Linked DNA regions of Homo sapiens: region 2 is linked to region 1. A link is a loop called in an ENCODE intact Hi-C map of the cell type or tissue named here. Cell type or tissue: ascending aorta. All regions are shown on one strand. Links, peaks and the distances in the headings refer to the core of each region. The heading gives the core; the rest is flanking DNA.

Region 1 (6,957 bases), core at 343-2,842:
GCATTGTCATTTTCATCCATCACAAAAAGCGAGACTGTAGCTGTGGCAGATCTGGGAGGATCTCCCCCATCCACAGCCTTGACTCTGAAAGTGTATGTGGTCTGATGTTCCCGGTCAAAAGACATTGTGGAGTAAATGGTCCCCGTGTCATTTTCAATAGAAAAAATGTTATTGTTCTCCTCTATGTACAGGCTCATCTCTGCATTCCGCCCCTTGTCAGCATCCATCACGGTGACCATCCCCACAGGGCTGTTGGGCTGCAAGTTTTCTTTCACATAAAAGGTGAAGACGTCCTGCATAAACTTAGGGTCATTGTCATTTTTATCAGCCACCTGCACAATCACCGTAGTGCTGCCCTGCAGCACGGGGATGCCTTTGTCTTTGGCGTTAACTTTAAACTCATACCTGTCAGTCTGCTCGCGGTCCAGCACGGTATTGACCAGGATGTCCCCAGAATCGGGATCGATGGCAAAGATCCCCATCACAGAGGAGTCCAGCGAGTAGGCGATCTCGGCGTTCTTACCGCTGTCTGCGTCTGTCGCCAGCACCGTGGCCACCCTCTCGCCCGGGATGTTGTTCTCAGGGAAGTAAACCTCCACCACCGACTGGCCGAACATGGGCGGGTTGTCGTTGGTGTCTCCCACCTTGACAATCAGGGAGTTGTTGCTCGAGAGGCTGGGGCTGCCTGAGTCCACCGCCACGATGACCACGTTGAACTCCCGGGTGGCCTCATAGTCCAGAGGGGTCGAGGTGTGCAAGAAGTACTTTTTCTTGTTCTGGTCGCCCTCGGTGTCGCTGGCTGGCTTGAGCTGGAAGGGCACGTCGCCCACCACGGTGCAGGTGACCACCCCGTTCTCGCCTTGGTCTCGGTCGGACACCTGCACCAGAGCGATGGGGGTGTCGACCAGAACGTCCTCGGCCACGTTGGCCACCCCGTCCTTGAGGGGGATGCGCCCAATCTTGCGGATTTCAATGGACGGCACGTTGTCGTTCTCGTCTTTGATGTTAAGGACCACGGTGGCCTTGTCGGTCTTGGGGGGCTGCCCGCGGTCGCGGGCCATGACCGTGAAGCGCAGCTGGTTCACCTCCTCGCGGTCGATCCGGTGCAGGACGCTGAGCCAGCCGGACGTCTCGTCAAGGCGCAGCAGCCGCCTCACCGACTCGGTGGCCGCCCCGAACACGTATTCGATCTGCCCGTTGACCCCCACGTCCAAGTCGGCTGCGCGCAGTTGCAGGATGGGGGTCCCCGGGGCGCTGTTCTCAGCCAAGTCGGCCTCGTACACGCTCTTCTCGAAGCGGGGGCTGTTGTCGTTCACGTCGGTGATGAGGACCCGTAGGATGGCCTGCGAGGAGCGAGGCGGGTCGCCGCCGTCGCGCACTCGCAGGGTCAGCTCGTAGGAGTCGCGCTGCTCGCGGTCCAGCGCCCCCTTCACGATCAGCTGCGGCTGCTTCTCGCCGTCCGGGGTGTCCGCCACCTGCAGCTCGAACACGCTGCTGCGGCCGCCGGGGTTGGTGCCGCCGCCGCCCTCTGATGCGTCCAGCCGCCGCTTGGAGCCTCCCGAGCCGCCGCCGCTCGCGCCGTTCCCGCCGCCCCCGGGGTAGGGGGCGCTGTCGGCCGCCCCGGCGCGCCGGCTCTCGCCGCCGCTGCCGCCGCCTCCGGGCTCCTGGAGCAGCTCGTAGCGCTCGATGCCGTTGCGGCCGAAGTCGCGGTCGGTGGCTGTGGGCAGCAGGTAAAGTGTGCCCACCGGCCGATTCTCCTCCACCGTGAGCGTGAGCACGGGCGACGGGAAGGTGGGCGTGTTGTCGTTGATGTCAAGCACGATGACCTGACCCTCAAACAGGTCCACCCAGCTCTGCGAGGGCCCGATCACCGACACCTCGAAGTCCAGGAAGCACTCGTTCTCGTCGAAGATCATCTGACACTGGGGCAGCTTCTCGCGGTCGATGCGCCGCTCGCTCGTGCTCAGCTCGCCAGTGAGGTTGTCGATCTTCAGGTACTCGGAACCGGACTCCAGGCTGAAAGTCACCTCACCCGATCCGGTCACGATGCCCAGGTCTGAAGCCACGTTGCCGATGCGGACGTCGGCGGGGCCCTCCTCGGCCAGCCGGTACCGGAGGAGCTGCTTGGCGGCCGCCAGGCTGAGCGAGAGCGGCAGGAGGAGGCAGCAGCCCAAGCACCAGCCGCGCGCCCATCCCGCGGTCCGCATCCTCAGCATCTTCTCCTGCTGCTGCTGCTACTGCTCCTTCTAACCACAGCCCCCTCGGCGCCCCCCTCCTCCGGGGCCGGCCGCCTGCCCTCCCCCGAGTCCTCTCCCCTCTCCCGGAAAGGAAGGAGCGAGAGGGAGGGGAGGGAGGGGGCAAAAGCGGCGTGGAGAGTTGGCCGGGAATGGGGGTGGGAGGGCAGCGATAGATGCTTCTTTTTTTCCTCCTGCTTCTTCCGAAAGTTATTGTTTCATAATTCATGCAATGGGTGCTAATCGCCCGCTCGCCTGCCGCCGTTCAGTCGCAGTACTCACAGTTCACGGGACACTGCGCGCCGCGGGTTCGGCGCTCCCCCAACCCAGAGTCATCCCCTCAGCGGGCGGAGAATCCCCGGCTCTAGTCCCCGCTCTGTCGGAAGGGGCCAGAACCGCTCCGGCAGACGGGCAGTGGGGCTGGGAAGAGGTGGGGAATGAGCCTGCAGCCTCCCCCGCCTGCCAGCCCGCTGGTCTTTGCTGCTACTCGAGTTGAGTCCAATTCACGTTCCAGGCACTCACTCCAAACCCAGGCTCTGCTCCGGCTCCGGCCACCCAGACAAACGTGAGTCGCTTCCTGCACCAGGCGCTGGGGCCAGCAACAAGCCAGTCTCAACTCCGACTCTGCTCATGCAGCGGGGGAGCCAGTCAACAGATCGAGAATGAAAAATCCCCCGGCACGTCGCTTCGGGCACGGTGCAGGGGAGACTACTCGCGTCACAGAGCGGTCAGTGTCAGGGTCCCCCCGGCGCGCCAAAGAGAAGCCCGAGCCATCTTCAGAGACGCCCAGAGTCAGTCCCTTCTCACCCCGGAGAGCGCGGGTTTCTCTTTTTTCTTAACAACTCTGCGCAAGGTCATTAGTCACGAAGCAGCCGCCTGAAACCGCAGCAGCCTTTCGCCCACGGGGGCGAAGGCTGAGCAGTGCGCACCGTGCGGTGCCCAAGTTTGGGTTCGCAGCCGCAGAGTCCGTGCCTTTTCTCACCTGCATTCGGCCCGCATGTCGGAGCAGTGGGATCTGCAGCGCTGTGCGCGATTCAGGGAGGAGATTGCAGCCTCTCTCTCCCCGCTCTCTCTCGATCCCTCCCCTCCCTCCCTCCCTTTCTCTCTCCTCCCTCCTCTCTCTCCTCCCTCCTCTCCTTTCCCCTTTCCCCCTCTCCCACTCGCTCTCTTGCACGCTCTCTCTCCTTCCCAATGCAGGGAACTCAAGCTGAACTTGATCCCTTTGCAGTTCAAAGGTGAGCAAACCAGGCTCGGAGCACAGGCGACGTTAGCCGGCGAAAGCGCACGGCCGGGCGTCCCCAACGGCAATTAACAAAGATGCCCAATTCTGTCTGGATTTCCGAAGAAAAGCCAAAGGCTTTCGGGCGGGGGTGGAGGGGGAGGTGGAGTCAGAGACAGCTGCCAAGTAGCTTAAAAAAAAAAATCCAGTTTGCCAAGGGGAGAAAAAGTGTCAGTCGGTTGTGGCCTCGGAAGTGCCCTGGCACGGCTGGTGAATTCCGCAGTTGTCTCGTCCCTTTTCGCGTCTGGGAGAGTCTGGTGCGGGCGCTCCCGCCGCCCCTCGGGCTGCAGCGGCTCGGAGACACTGAACCGCTAGTGGGAATCTCCCGTTCGCTACCCGCGAGCAGGAAACCCGCAAGTTGCCCAAAGTGGTGGTTGCTGCTGGGTGCTCGCTCGCTCACGGATCAGGCTTGTCCCTGACGCTGCTGCTGCAGCGGCGGCGGCAGTAGCAGCCGAGCCGCCGAAACTACACACTAGGAGAGAGCGAGGGAGGAGGGCCCGGGATAAGGAGGCGGGAGGGAGCGTCAGCCAGCCGCCGCGCTCGGGAAAGCCCAGCCTCAGCTCCAGGGGCCGCTCAAAGTGTGCCCAATCCCAGCCAGTCCTCTTTAAGCCAAAGCCCAGTCCCCCTCCCTAGCGAGTACCGCCGTCTTCTCTGGGGGACTTGTTTTCCCTCCCTCGGGCTGGTAAATTTCCTCCTCCCTTGACTAATGCCCAGTTCACGCGTGAGAGCTTTCGGAGCTGGTGTCAGGATAGGTTTCTCCTTCTCCCTCCCTCTCAGACGACGTCCTCCTCCCCCCGGAAAGTGTCTCCGGTTCGCGATTTAGGATCTTGGTTAGGACATGGTTATCGGGGTCCTGGGGAACCTACGAGCGCCCAGAAAGCCACTCTGTTCTGAAAAACCATGACGGGCTGCAGTAGTGAAGAGAGAACATCAAACTCCAGAGAGCTGGAGAAAGATCCTTTTTTGGGAGCTCAGACTTTGGATGGTTGCGGGGGGCAGGGGCGGCGGTGGGTGGAGGGTGAAGGATGTCTGTCTTTGTTTAAATGCTTGACATTCCTGTCGTCGTGCTTGCTTGCGGGGGTAGACCGTGTGTGCGCGCCTGGGGAATAAACACATGTTGGAAACCTCGATATTATTTTCTGAGCAGAAACCTGCAGCCTTTAGTAACTGGCAAAGTGTAGCGTCACCTATCTGGATAAAAGGGAAATAAACTTTAATGGCAACTTTGTGTACCAAAGTGTCCCCAGCTTTCCCATCTCTCCTTTTGACTTTGTGTCCCTTGACTGTCCCTATTTCCTGAAGCAAGGCTTCTCCAATTTTCATTCACGACCACCGCAGCCGGCCTCATCAGATCTCAGGTCTGGTTGTGTTTTTGAACTGAGCCATTTACTCATTTATTTCAGTGGCTGTAAACGAAGAGGCCCGGCTAGGATTAAGACGACTGAGACGGACTGTAGGTATTTGGGGAGAATTTTTACCATCTCGAAAGAGAGAAAGGGCCGCTGCTGGGATTTGCTTAGTCTTCAGCTCGCCTGACGTATCCATACACATTTAAGGGCCTCCCCTCAAAGAAAAATTTAAAGCCGAAAAAATAAAATCTGTCCAGTGTGGGTATTCTTTACGAGACCTGGGTGACGAGGCAGAATGATTTAAACAAGACAAACACCAATAAAGTCAACGAGCAGATGTAGCGCGCGGTTGTTTGGGCGGGCGCAGGAACAGGAATGAGGAGGGAGAGGCGGCAGAGATTTCCAAGCTCTCCCTACAGGGGATCGTAGATGCCCGTTGGATGGAAGTGTGTCTAAGTGTGTGTCAGGGAGCTGGCGAGTATTTTCCAGTCTGTGAAAGTAGCATCACCCCAGGGGTGGTGGCTCCTCCTCCGAGGCCAGGGCAGGGAACCCGGCCTTCCCGCTAACCCTCCCGCTGCTGGCACCCGAACCTCTCAGCTCTGTATCTGCAGCATCAGCGAGAAAAGCCCCGCGCGCAGGCTCAGTGCGCACCGCCGCAGTCTCGAGCCGGGGGCGGGGGTGGGCTCCGCAGCGCCTTCGCGGCCGGCTAAGTGGCAGTAAAGCCAAATCCCTCTTACATTTGGCAAGAACCCGGGTTTATCGGAACGCCTGCCTCTCTCCAAACCTCCGACCCTGGTTCCCCTTTTTCCCAGGTTGGAGGCAAATGGGAGAAGCCGTCTCCACTCCGCGGCCTTGCGCCGTGCATTCCGATGCGCGGCAATATGGTGCAGTGCACTCACTCCCCTCATCGCCTTACTAAGATTTTGCAAACTTCAGGCAGCCGCTTGGGCAGAAACGTTGTGCACTCCCTCTTCCCTCTCCAGACCATAAACTTGAATAAGCCTCTCCGCATCTTCAAAGCATTTGCTCGCGGCTCTGGCGCGCACTCTCCAGGCGCACACTTGAGCGGGGCGCGAAGGAGTGGGCGGCTTTTCCTCAGCGCGCTGCACATTTCTTCCCGGATGACTAGGGAGTTGCAGCGCGTCCTTCACAGTGGAGTGGTTTCCTCTTTGCGAGCGGGAGGAAGTCTCCAGCCCGCCCTCCTCACTCTCATTCCTACCAACTTCGCGGCGGAGCCAAGCCAGCGTGGGAAATGGGTCCGACGTGTGCTGCATGGAGAACAGCGAGGACAGACTGCGGGGGCCAAGAAGCCTGCTGGCTTTGCTCCCACCCCCATCAGTCCCAGGCTCCGACCTTTCTGCCAGAGCAGCAAAGAAGTGGCGGCGGCTTTGCCCTGCAGCGCCGTTCTGGGCAAGCAAAGGAAATGGGCGGGGTAGGGGTACGGGGGAGGTGAGAGGAGCCCTCGGGGCGCCCTTGCGGCGGCTGGAGCTCCCAGTCCTCTTCCGCCCCCTCTCTAGGGGCTGACACTCTCTCCTCTCGCCGGCGCAGAGGATGAATGAAGAGAGAAGCAGTTTCTCCCACCCCCGCCCCATTTCCGCAGTCTTAGAGCCAGTGTCACAAGTGCTCAGCAATTTCATTAAATGGAACCGGGAGACTTAATCCCCCCCGGTACCAGACCTCACCGAGGGAATGTGATATCCGGCTTCGCTCCCACCCACCAACCCCCCCCCCCCCCCCCCCCCGGCTTCTCAGACCCGAGGCTGCATTTATCTACTCAACCTGAGAGGAAAGGGTTCAGAAGGAAATGGGATCGAAAGTGTAACCGCCTGCAATAAATTAAAGAGCCTGCTGCTGCTGCTGCTGCTGCTGCTGCTGCTGCTGCTTTGGCGGCCAGAACTGGAGAGAGAAAATGAGATCAGTGCCCTAAAGCTTGCATCGATCAGAGTGATTAGACGTCATCGCATGTAGGAAGCAAAATGTTTGAGGGAATGTTGAAATGGAGATTTCTGTTTTTTCTTTAGTGGCTTTTTAAAAAAGAACAATAAAAGGAAATACCCCTTTGAAATCAAGATGTAAAAAATGAAATTGATTAAAA
Region 2 (10,500 bases), core at 3,651-6,150, 180 kb before region 1:
CACAGTGGTTGAACTAATTTACACCCCCACCAACAGTGTAAAAGCATTCCTATTTCTCTACATCCTCTCCAGCATCTGTTGTTTCCTGACTTTTTAATGATCACCATTCTAACTGGTGTGAGATGGTATCTCATTGTGGTTTTAATTTGCATTTCTCTGATGACCAGTGATGATAAGCATTTTTGCATATGACATTGGCTGAGTAAATGTCTTCTTTTGAGAAGTGTCCGTTCATATTCTTTGCCCACTTTTTGATGGGGTTGTTTTTTCTTGTAAATTTGTTTAAGTTCCTTGTAGATTCTGGATATTAGCCCTTTGTCGATGGGTAGATTGCAAAAATTTTCTCGCATTCTGTAGGTTGCCTGTTCACTCTGATGATAGTTTCTTTTGCTGTGCAGAAGCTCTTTAGGTAATCAGATCCCATTTGTCTATTTTGGCTTTTGTTGCCAAGGAAGCCCATTTCTTTAACTCCCCTGCTGGAGGTCTCCATAGCCCAGTGTTCTTCATCTTCATACACAGTTGCTGAGAAGTCCATAGACAGGTCATCAGCTTGAATCTTGGTTTAATAATATTTTTCCTTGCATCTGGATCCTCAACAATGCACATTTTAAAAATTATTGCTGGGACCATAATCTGCTTTATTTTATTTTATTTTTGAGACTGAGTCTCACTCTGTCACCCAGGCTAGAGTGCAGTGGCATGATCTTGGGTCACTGCAACCTCCACCTCCTAGGTTCAAACGATTCTCCTGCCTCAGCCTCCCAAGTAGCTGGGATTACAGGCACCCGCCACCACGCCCAGCTAATTTTTGTATTTTTAGTAGGTACAGGGTTTCACCATGTTGGCCAACCTGGTGTCAAACTCCTGACCTCAGGTGATCCTCCTGCCTCGGCCTCCCTAACTGCTGGGATTACAGGTGTGAGTCACAGTGCCTGGTCCATAATCTACTTATTTTTAATTCCTTGAAATGCAATATTCAAGATGCTATATAACAGCACTTTTCTAATATATCAAATTACTGGAAAGTGTAGCTGCTATTGAACCAAATATATCTCATTGTTTCAACATTTATAGTTCTTCAATTGTATTAAAATGTTTACACACTATTCTGGACTTTTCAACTATACTGTATAGCCTTTATAGGCAGCATTTATCCATTATAGCTCTGTTTCAATGACAGTATCTTAAAAATTGTTTTTACCAATTGCTACATATTAACATGTTTTAATATGTCTTGTTCTTTTGGAAATAACTGAATTAGGGGTTTGGGGGACTTGGATTCAAATAGTGGTTTTGATGTTGTGTGAAATATGGGACAATACCTAATCTTTCAGCATTAATACCTTCAACTTTAAAATGAGGGAATTTTAATAGGTGATATTTACTATTCTTTTCAGTTGTTTAATTCTCTTAAACCATATGACTTTGAAACCGTAAGAGTATATGGGTTGGATCAGTGACTAAATGACTGAAATCAATGATTTCAGGGTAGACTTTGTTCACTTATTGAGAAATTCCTTAGCATACTGCCTGGCTTTGAAAATGTTAATGTATCTTGGAATATCACAAAATATGCATACTAATCAAACATCTTAGTTAATTAACTTAACGGAAAGCACAGAAATGGCAAGGTTTCCTTAAGCTTAATATCTTTGTGGAAAAGCAAAGACATTCCCAAAGATAAGTTCCTTGGAATATGTTTGTTTAAATCTTCCCTACCTCTGAAACCATCTCTTCTGTGATTTCTTCTTAGCCTCATAAAAATATTGAATTCCTACTGTGTGTAAAAGGCTGCAAGATCTCATTTATCTAAAATGTATAATTCTAATAGCAGAGGATAGCAAGGCTGGTGTAAAATAGAACAGAGAAAGCATGCTGGACTACAGCTGGATTTCACCTTCCAATTTATTTGAGTCAAGCCCTTGTAAGGCTCTATGATTACACCCACAGAAAGACAGGAAGACAGAGGGAGTCCTAGTCAGGAAAAGAGATATTGACAAGCAACTAATGCGAAAAATACTATCTTCACAATGACATGCAATCCAACAGAGACTTATTAAGCACTTGCTTTGTGCCTACCACTGTGCTGAAAAATCTACATGCTGCAAAGTCAGGCATTAAACCCAGTTGGGCAAAGTGTGGATTAATCGTACAAAAGCATTCACAGAATACAAGCAAAGGTTTCTTTTATTTTTGTGGTTTTTTTTTGTTTTTCATTTTCTCATTGTGATAATCATCAAAAGCTCAGTTCACATGCTGCTCTGTTGCTTTGCATGACTACCCTATAGAACCATGGAGTTCCAGACGCAGCTGAATGAGGTCGATAAACCTACATGGTAAATTACACAGTTGGAGTTAGTCTGCAGCAGTTCAAGGGAGCAATGCTGAAGAGCCAAGTGGAACTCCAGTAGTATGTAAAACACTAAAAATGAACAAATAAACAAGGACAAAAAACCAACTTTAAAAAGCTACCTCCTAAAATACACAGAAGCACAGATAGGGGCCTGCATCATGAGCATTGGAATCAATTGTCCCATAATGAAATGAATGAAAATGAAACGTGCATGTTAAGATCCACTCAAACAGATGCTCCATTTTCTTTTTCTTTTTTTTCTTTTTCTATCTTAGACATTTCACATAAACTGCACCTGGTGAAATCTGTTTAGGAAACTACATACATTTAAAATCCTTGGGTTTTCATATTCTGTGGAATGAAGGTTTGTGTCCTTAAATACCTTTTCCTGGTCAAGATGAATTAAAATGTCTCACAGGAATCAAGACAGACAAATAGAGTCAGTTTCTGAAGTGTTAGTTAAGCATTAAATTATTAAGCTGAACTGAAACCTGACTTTGGCACCCAAACCTTTTACTACACAGGTGAACTTATTTCCTCTGCCACTCCCATCACTCATTTGTTTTAACTTCCTTATCTGCACTTTGTTAGAAAGGAAAGCTACCAGTGACCATAAGGAAAAATATATTCAACGCCGAGCATATGTTAATTTTTATTACTTAGTACAAGTCAGATGACTGCAGGGAAATAATTGAAGGTGAGTGTGCTAAGTAGAAAAATAGACTCCCAACAAGGTCCAAGTCTTAATGAATGGAAGCGGAGACATGTTTCACATGCAAAGGGGAATTAAGGTTGCAGACGAAATGCAGTTTGTTAATCAACTGACTTTAAAATGGGTAAATTGTCTATTGAATCATCTGGGTGGGCCCATTATAATCACAAAGTTTCTTAAAAGGAGATGGGGGAGACAGAAAAGAAGGTCAGGGGATGCACTGTGAGGATTCTATTCACCATGGGTAGTTTTGAAGAGGGAGGGAGTGGGCTGCATGCCAAGAGCTGTGAAAGGCAAGAGAGCCTCCATAACAAACATTGATTTGCCAGCCCCCTTGATTTTAGTCTAGTGAGGCCGATTTTGCATTTCTGACATCAAGAAATATAAGGTAACAAATGTGCATTGTTTTAAGCCATATGCTCCTGGTAGTTTCTTACAAAGCAATAGAAAACTTATATAGTAGGTTGTAGATCCTGGTTATGGTGGGGAGTAGATGGAAGTGACAGAGTTGGGCTTGGGTTTCATACTTATGAAAGAGGCTATAGTCATCATTGAAATTTAAATGGGTGTTCCCTGTTGGGTTCACCTGTAGGGCACTGCAAATCACATGTCATTCTAACAATTACACTTATTTTATAAAACACTCAATATATTGTGTTGTATATTTTGTGTTTAAAAATGTTAGCTTAATAAGTGTAAAATCATCAAAATAGTCTTTATAGTCTTACTTTTACATGTAGTATCCTTTTAATACAAAAAAACACCAAAAACAAAAAAAATGAAGTAGGCTAGGTCTCTGGAATCCCTTGTAAGGCATAAACACTGCAAATTTACATTTTGGTTCTCTCTTTTCAGATAACTAATATTGTATTTAGGGAAATTCATGGAGTTTCAAGTCAGGAATCCAGAACTTCTTCTGTGACATCAACTATAAATTGAGCAATCTTTGGCCACTCAATTTCTGAGTCATGATTCATCTTTGGAAAATATAAAGGATAATCTTTCCATTTTAAAGATGCAATGAAGATCTGATGAGATCTTTATAAGTGAAACAGATTTACACTGTAGAGTGCTCTATAAATGACTGAATTAAGCCCAGAATTGTGTCCACAGGATGAAGATTTTAGGGAACTGTTATATACACTAAGACAAAAAAAAAATCCAGGAACTTGAAAGAAATGAGTTTTTTTCCACACTTGTAAGAATAAAAAATAACTGATAATAAACGTCTTTATTTTCAGGATTGGCCTAATTTTCACTGGAGAGAGTTATTGAATCCTGATTGGAGCCTAATTGGAGTTAACCATCTCTGTAGCTATTGTCTTTTGCTTCCTTCCTTCTTTCTTGTTTCTGTTTTATACTTGAGTTAAAAAAATATTAAGAGGATGAGTTATTTATATAAAAACTTAAGCTTTTCAGAAGAAATGAGAAAAATAAATTCACTAAATAATATTAAGTTATGATATTTTCATGATTCTTTAGGAAAATGAGAATATTCACAACCTGGCCATAACCCAGGGTCACAGAAGTCATTCTTATTCAGAAGGGCAAAGTTGTCAGATGTACTTTTGGCCATCCGGAGTTTAATTTTAAAGCACAATTTGATAATATAACCTAAATTTTCCAGTGTTCTCCATGTATTATCCAATAGTAAATGCCACAAGAGCAACTTATTTCATTTATCCTTTTCTTGAGAAAAATGGTTTGAATTCTTAAGCTTGTAGAAAAGGGATATTTTTAAACAGGAGGGCAAAACAAATCTATGAGGCAATAGTAGAACAATCATATTTTATTACTACTACTACTTGGCTTTCTAAGCCTGTTTACATTTCATATTTGAAGACTTGGTGAGCCATATCTAAAATAAAAGGGTTTTATTCCTTATTTTTTTAAACTTTTTTCCTTATGACTTTTTCAAGTCTCTTTTTTTTCCACAAAAGTTTATAGATATGGGCATTTTCTACACATTACTTCACTAATATCTTAATTTTCACTTCAGAAGCACTAAAATGATAACACTTTGGGACCCATAATCTGTTAAATTTATTATAGCCTATTAAAATGTTTGATTCACCAGTGTTTCTGCTCCCTGGATCTCATTATATGCATCGCACGTATTAAGAAATAGCATTAATAATAAAGCATGTAATTAAGCTAACTCATTCTGGGGGAAGGAACAAGATAGTGTCGGCATTTTTAAAAACGTTTAGCTTCAGTTTTTTTTAAATGACAACTGCTTACATTGGCAGATCATGAATTAACTAGGGATGACATTTATTACCTGCACTCAGTTTGACAAAGAACGCTGAAGTAAAAAAACACAGAGATACAGGGCTGGGCCACAGACTTACATACTGCAACAACTGACCAATAGAAAGATCATCCTTTCCAGTGGATAATGATTAACGGGTAGCAGACATTTCCCAGAACATAACGAAAGAAGAAAGGCAAAGCCTTCTTAGTAATTGAGTTGATAAAGTGTTTGTACTTAAAATGCATAGTGACATTCCCTAATACTTATCGTTTGTCACAGTAGTACTATGGGTAATTACTCGTGTTATTCTGCATTTTATAGAGAAGAAAACCAATGCCCGTGGAGGAAACTTGCCCACAGTTACATAGCATAGTTGCTAACTGATCCACAGGTTGGTTCTTATTCATCAGGCAATGTCATGGCCTTGACTGAACCTTAAGAAGTTGATAAACAGGCACTGAGACTTCTGAATATATTGATAAGAGCACTGATATAACTAAACCACATTTCAGCATAGCCCAGTTTATTTAAAAGTAAAGGTCGGTAGAACTTGAACTATACAAGAAAACCAGTCCTCAGGAGAATGAAGTCAATTATTCTAGCCACTTCTGATAAGAGTTTTTCATGAGTTCCTTAGGCTGAAAAATTAGACATCCAGTTTGAACTCCACCAGACATTATCTGCAGTTGGTTACATTTAAGCCAATTGTAAGGGAAAAGGTATGTAGTTCACCTTCCATCATGTGGGTTGTAGTCATTTTCTTACAGCCCAGTAAATTCCCTGCCGTGTTTTACACAAGTCAGCTGTTCTCCACTCTGGCTGCACATTTGAATTACCTGGGAAACTTAAAAAAATATTGATGTCTGAACCACATCCTAACATTATTTTTGCATACAGCTCAGTATCTATGTCAGCAAGGTTGAAAAATCTACTCTGGCCCTAAAATAAAATGGGAAATCATCCTAATTTTAATCTGCCTTGGCTGCTAGGGATGTCAGCACTCCATCACCATATGATTTATAAACTAAGTAGGATTGGTATATATACTTATTCCTCTCTCTATCTGGTTTTTCTGTTTACTATTTCTATGTTAATAGTCTTAATGTAAATGTGACTTATTATAAAATACCTCACATCTTTTTGGAAGCTGGTAGCCTTCATTTTGAAAATGATTATAGAAAAACTTAAATGAGTATTTCTTCTCATTCACTTTATTTACTCTGTGAAAATGGCTGGGTGTTGTTTTTTAAAGCTATCGTACATTCTAGTAAAAGTAATTTGTAATTGGAATCAATCATATTTGGGAGTTTGTTCAGAAACAGGATGAGTAATAGAGTTTTATTTATTAGATACTATATGAACAATGAAGATGACATCAAAAACCAGAAAATTCATCTTCATAGAGTTATCTAACACTTGTCATAAGACATGAAAGACATATGTTGCCCCTCAATTAGCAATTAGTCTTGTAAGACTGGTGCTAGCCCTATTTTTTATCATCATATTGCAAATATAGAGTGCCATTCCTGACTTTATTTCCATGTGATCAAATGCAAGTTCCTTCTTTAAGCCCAGGAACTCCCCATATATAATGCCATCACTAGACAGCACTATGAAGCATTTCTATATCTATGTCTTTACCATCTCTTCTGCCTTTTAGCATTTTTTATGTCTATATTTTACTCAAGTCATTCTACTGACATACTGCATCAGAACCATCTAGGACAAATTACCCTTTCTCTGTCCTGGGACTTCCATGCACTGATTTGTAAATACCCATGGTGATGATAAGAAGAGTATTGATGTATTACCTTTTAGATGATGTGTTGCTCCTGTGTCTTAGCCCAATTAAAATCCCTGGTGCTTTAAGAAAATCTTTCATAAGTAGTATATATTTCAAGAATATAAATTTTATCTCAAAGTTGAGAGATATTTGAGGAAGACTGAGGGAGGAGATTCAACTCCTTAAATCACAAGCACTCCACCTATTCTTCCTTCAACTGGAAATAGCACCAGACTTGGAGCTGATAATTGAACTTTCCCATTTCAACAGCAATTTAAAAAAATGTATTGGTTCTATTCTTTGCTCACACCATATGTTTTTGTGTTCTAGTTTTACCATTCGTTTGCTCTATGATATAAGACAACCCCTCTAAACTTCAGTTTCCTAATCTCTAATATGGGGGGAAAATGGGAATACTTACATCACAGTATAGCAAAAAGATTTAAGTTAGACAACCCAGTAAATCCCAATCTTTGTGTGTCTGGTGATCTCTTGGGAAACTGTTCAATACTCAGAAGTCCTTTAGCCAAACATCAGACGATATGGTTTTAGGAAAACAAACAGATGATCATGATGCACACCAAGTTTTGAGAATCACTGATATAAACTATGTAAAATATGGACCACATTATTTGTTTTATTATTATTATTGTTATTATCAACATCATCATTTTTATGACTACTATTGAGATGTTGCTTATAGCAGGTGATAAAGTGGGAGTCAGGTCCACCCCTTATCAGGAAGTTTAGTTATGGCAAGACCCAATGCGTAGGATTGCAGCCATTCCCAGCCCACCTCACCCCCACCCCACAAACACACATATGTGGTGAAGAATTGATAAAAGATGAAAAAAAAAATATTAGTGTCATAGTCAAGTGGTTCCTATTCTATAAGGATAGTGAGGAAAATTAAGACTGATTTCAAAAGATGGAGTGAACAGTAAACGGAAACCCAAAAGGATCTCTTAGAGATTATCAGATGACTTAGCCTAGTTCTGGCAGACAGGCTACTGCTTCCTATTGGCTGACAGGCTTAAATGAAACCAGCAGCAGATGATATAGTATATTCCACCTCATATAGGGCAGGCTCAAATAAGATTAGCCTTACAGGAGGGAGCTACAGGTAGTAGCACAGCTTTAAGGAGCTGGGACCTAGATAGGAAATTAGACAAGGGATGATTATTAAACAAGAATATAACAAAAATTTCCAGATACACAAAATATTCATGTCAGGGAAGTCAAAAAAGGGCAATTTTATCCTTCAAAACCTGGAATACAGCAATACCTTACGGGCCTCTCATTCATAAAGTGAACTTTGGTATATTCAATGTGAGCAGGATAGGAATATTTTAGAATTTGCATTGTTCTGGACAGTCATTCTCAAAATCTGTAGCGTAAAAAAACCCTGGGGCAGTGACTTTCAATTTTTTTTAATCACAACCAACAGTAACAAATCAATTTTGCATTCCTATCCTATAAACACACACACCAAAGGAAAACTTCATGAAACAACATTGTCCATTACTTCATAAAGTTCAGTTACTTTTTTTTTCCATATTCCATTCCATTCTTGTCTTTAATTTTAAAATGCTGGTTAAGATCCACTAAATTGACTTTATGACCCATTACTAGGTCTCAATCACAGTATGAAAAAAAAAAGGCATTTGCTAAAAAATAGGGATTTCAGGCCAGGCGCCGTGGCTCACGCCTGTAATCCCAGCACTTTGGGAGGCCGAGGCGGGCGGATCACGAGGTTAGGAGATCAAGACCATCCTGGCTAACACAGTGAAACCCCGTCTCTACTAAAAATACAAAAAAATTAGCCGGGCGTGGTGGCGGGCGCCTGTAGTCCCAGCTACTCGGGAGGCTCACGCAGGACACTGGTGTGAACCCGGGAGGTGGAGCTTGCAGTGAGCTTAGATCGCGCCACTGCACTCCAGCCTGGGCGACAGAGCAAGATTTCCTTTCAAAAAAATTGGGATTTCAGCTCCATCTACACCTCAAGATGTGCGTTTAGTAATTCTAGGGGAGGAATCAGGAATGTGCCTTTTACAAGCAATCTAGATTATTCTGATCTCTAGAAATAATGTGATCTGCGGAGTTAAAAATTACATTCGGATGGAGCTGCTTTCACCTTCTCTTGATGTCTTTCACATTCCTGTTTTTGTATCCTCCTCGACTATCTACCAGAAGTGGAGCCAGCCTTAGATAAGATTCAATCTGATGCCTGCCGCAATTTAACAGAAGAATAAACTAAGGCTCTGAAAGGGTGAGTGCCAGCCCTACACTTAAACTCCTTCGGGTTTTAAAATTCCTTCAGGTTTTATACCGATGGCAGAGTTCAAGTCAACAACAACCACAAATAAAAAAATAAAGGCCCCTCAAATGCAATCTGTGGTTTTATTAGTTCATGCAGTTTTTCCCCCTGAGGCTACTTTTATGGATAGAAAATAGAAACATGTTAAACCAATTTGACTGAACTCTACTTTTTAATGTATAATTTATCTTACTGCAAATTGGAAAACTTAACTTCTCAATTTTCTTATCGGGGTTCAACTACAAATGTACCTTTGGGAGGAAAGAAAAACATTTCCAGTGAACTCTGGAGTTGGATCAGTAAAGCAGACCATTACAAGGCAGAGAGCTGATTATACCAAGCTGTACAGATATTTTCCATTATTGCCAAAGAATCATATATATTGTACTAGTTGGCCAAAATTTGAAATGATTTCTCAAATAAAACTAAAAGCAATTTTGCTTGCATTCCCAGGATATCACTACAAAAAAGTACAACCTATTTCATTGGTTTACAATATTAACCTGTATAATTTATTTCAAAGAGATAAACAGCTATGTGTGCTTTAATTAGTTCGGCTAACCTGATTACATTTACTCTCTACCATCAATAATAGAATTATTCATTCACATAACTTCTGTTAAGAAATTTAGGAATTATAGAACTCTATTCCTCTTCGAAAAACTTGTAATCAATAAAATATAAGCAACTAATATCTAAATCAAATACCTTTACCTTATTTTAATTAAAACATAGATATTAATCCCTTATTTTATATTAACAAAGGCAATTGTCATGTAGCTTAAGAAATATTTTATACTGGGAATTTCTTTAGGAAAACCTTAAAAAAAACTTCCACAAACACTTTGGCATGAATGTGGAAAATATTTCAAGTTAGTGAGCCACTTATTTATGATTTAGTAAACCATAGCATTTACTAAATATGGTTAAATGAGTGACGTAACAAATGACAGAATGATGTTTAAACCTCGTATCTTCGAAGCACTTTCAATGTTTGTATAGTCTCTGACAAAGGAGTTTGTGAAGCAATTTAGTGTTGTAAACAAAGAACTGGGAGGCCGGGCGCGGTGGCTCACGCCTG

What was found. A loop is a pair of places that touch in the nucleus more often than their neighbours do. Peaks named below come from ENCODE experiments on the same cell type or tissue, not always from the same donor. Only the 100,000 strongest peaks of a DNase experiment are listed, where the experiment ranks them.
Region 2: a loop joins it to region 1, with 4 times the contacts of the local background. A loop is called at or near these places in 4 of 110 quality-filtered maps.

What each region holds. Positions count from the first base shown.
Region 1 is chr4:30,716,682-30,723,638 of GRCh38, reverse strand. It overlaps PCDH7 (protocadherin 7), which reads right to left and starts at 3,270. Exons shown (of 3, transcript NM_001173523.2): 1 at 1-3,270. The coding sequence starts at 2,216. It overlaps LOC124900844, which reads left to right and starts at 4,518. Exons shown (of 1, transcript XM_047416545.1): 1 at 4,518-6,957. The coding sequence starts at 5,732. The coding sequence ends at 6,298. RefSeq lists an enhancer at 1,751-2,461. In ascending aorta, for the core only: a CTCF peak has its summit at 1,505 (motif pointing left); DNase peaks (open chromatin) are centred at 1,778, 1,948, 2,248, 2,698 and 1 weaker place; H3K4me3 peaks cover 2,500 bases; H3K27ac peaks cover 2,500 bases.
Region 2 is chr4:30,897,179-30,907,678 of GRCh38, reverse strand. All of the region lies in intron 1 of PCDH7 (protocadherin 7), which reads right to left. Among named protein-coding and RNA genes, the nearest start is that of PCDH7, 180 kb to the right of the region's middle. In ascending aorta, for the core only: no CTCF peak of the experiment used is centred there; no DNase peak of the experiment used is centred there; H3K27ac peaks cover 2,381 bases.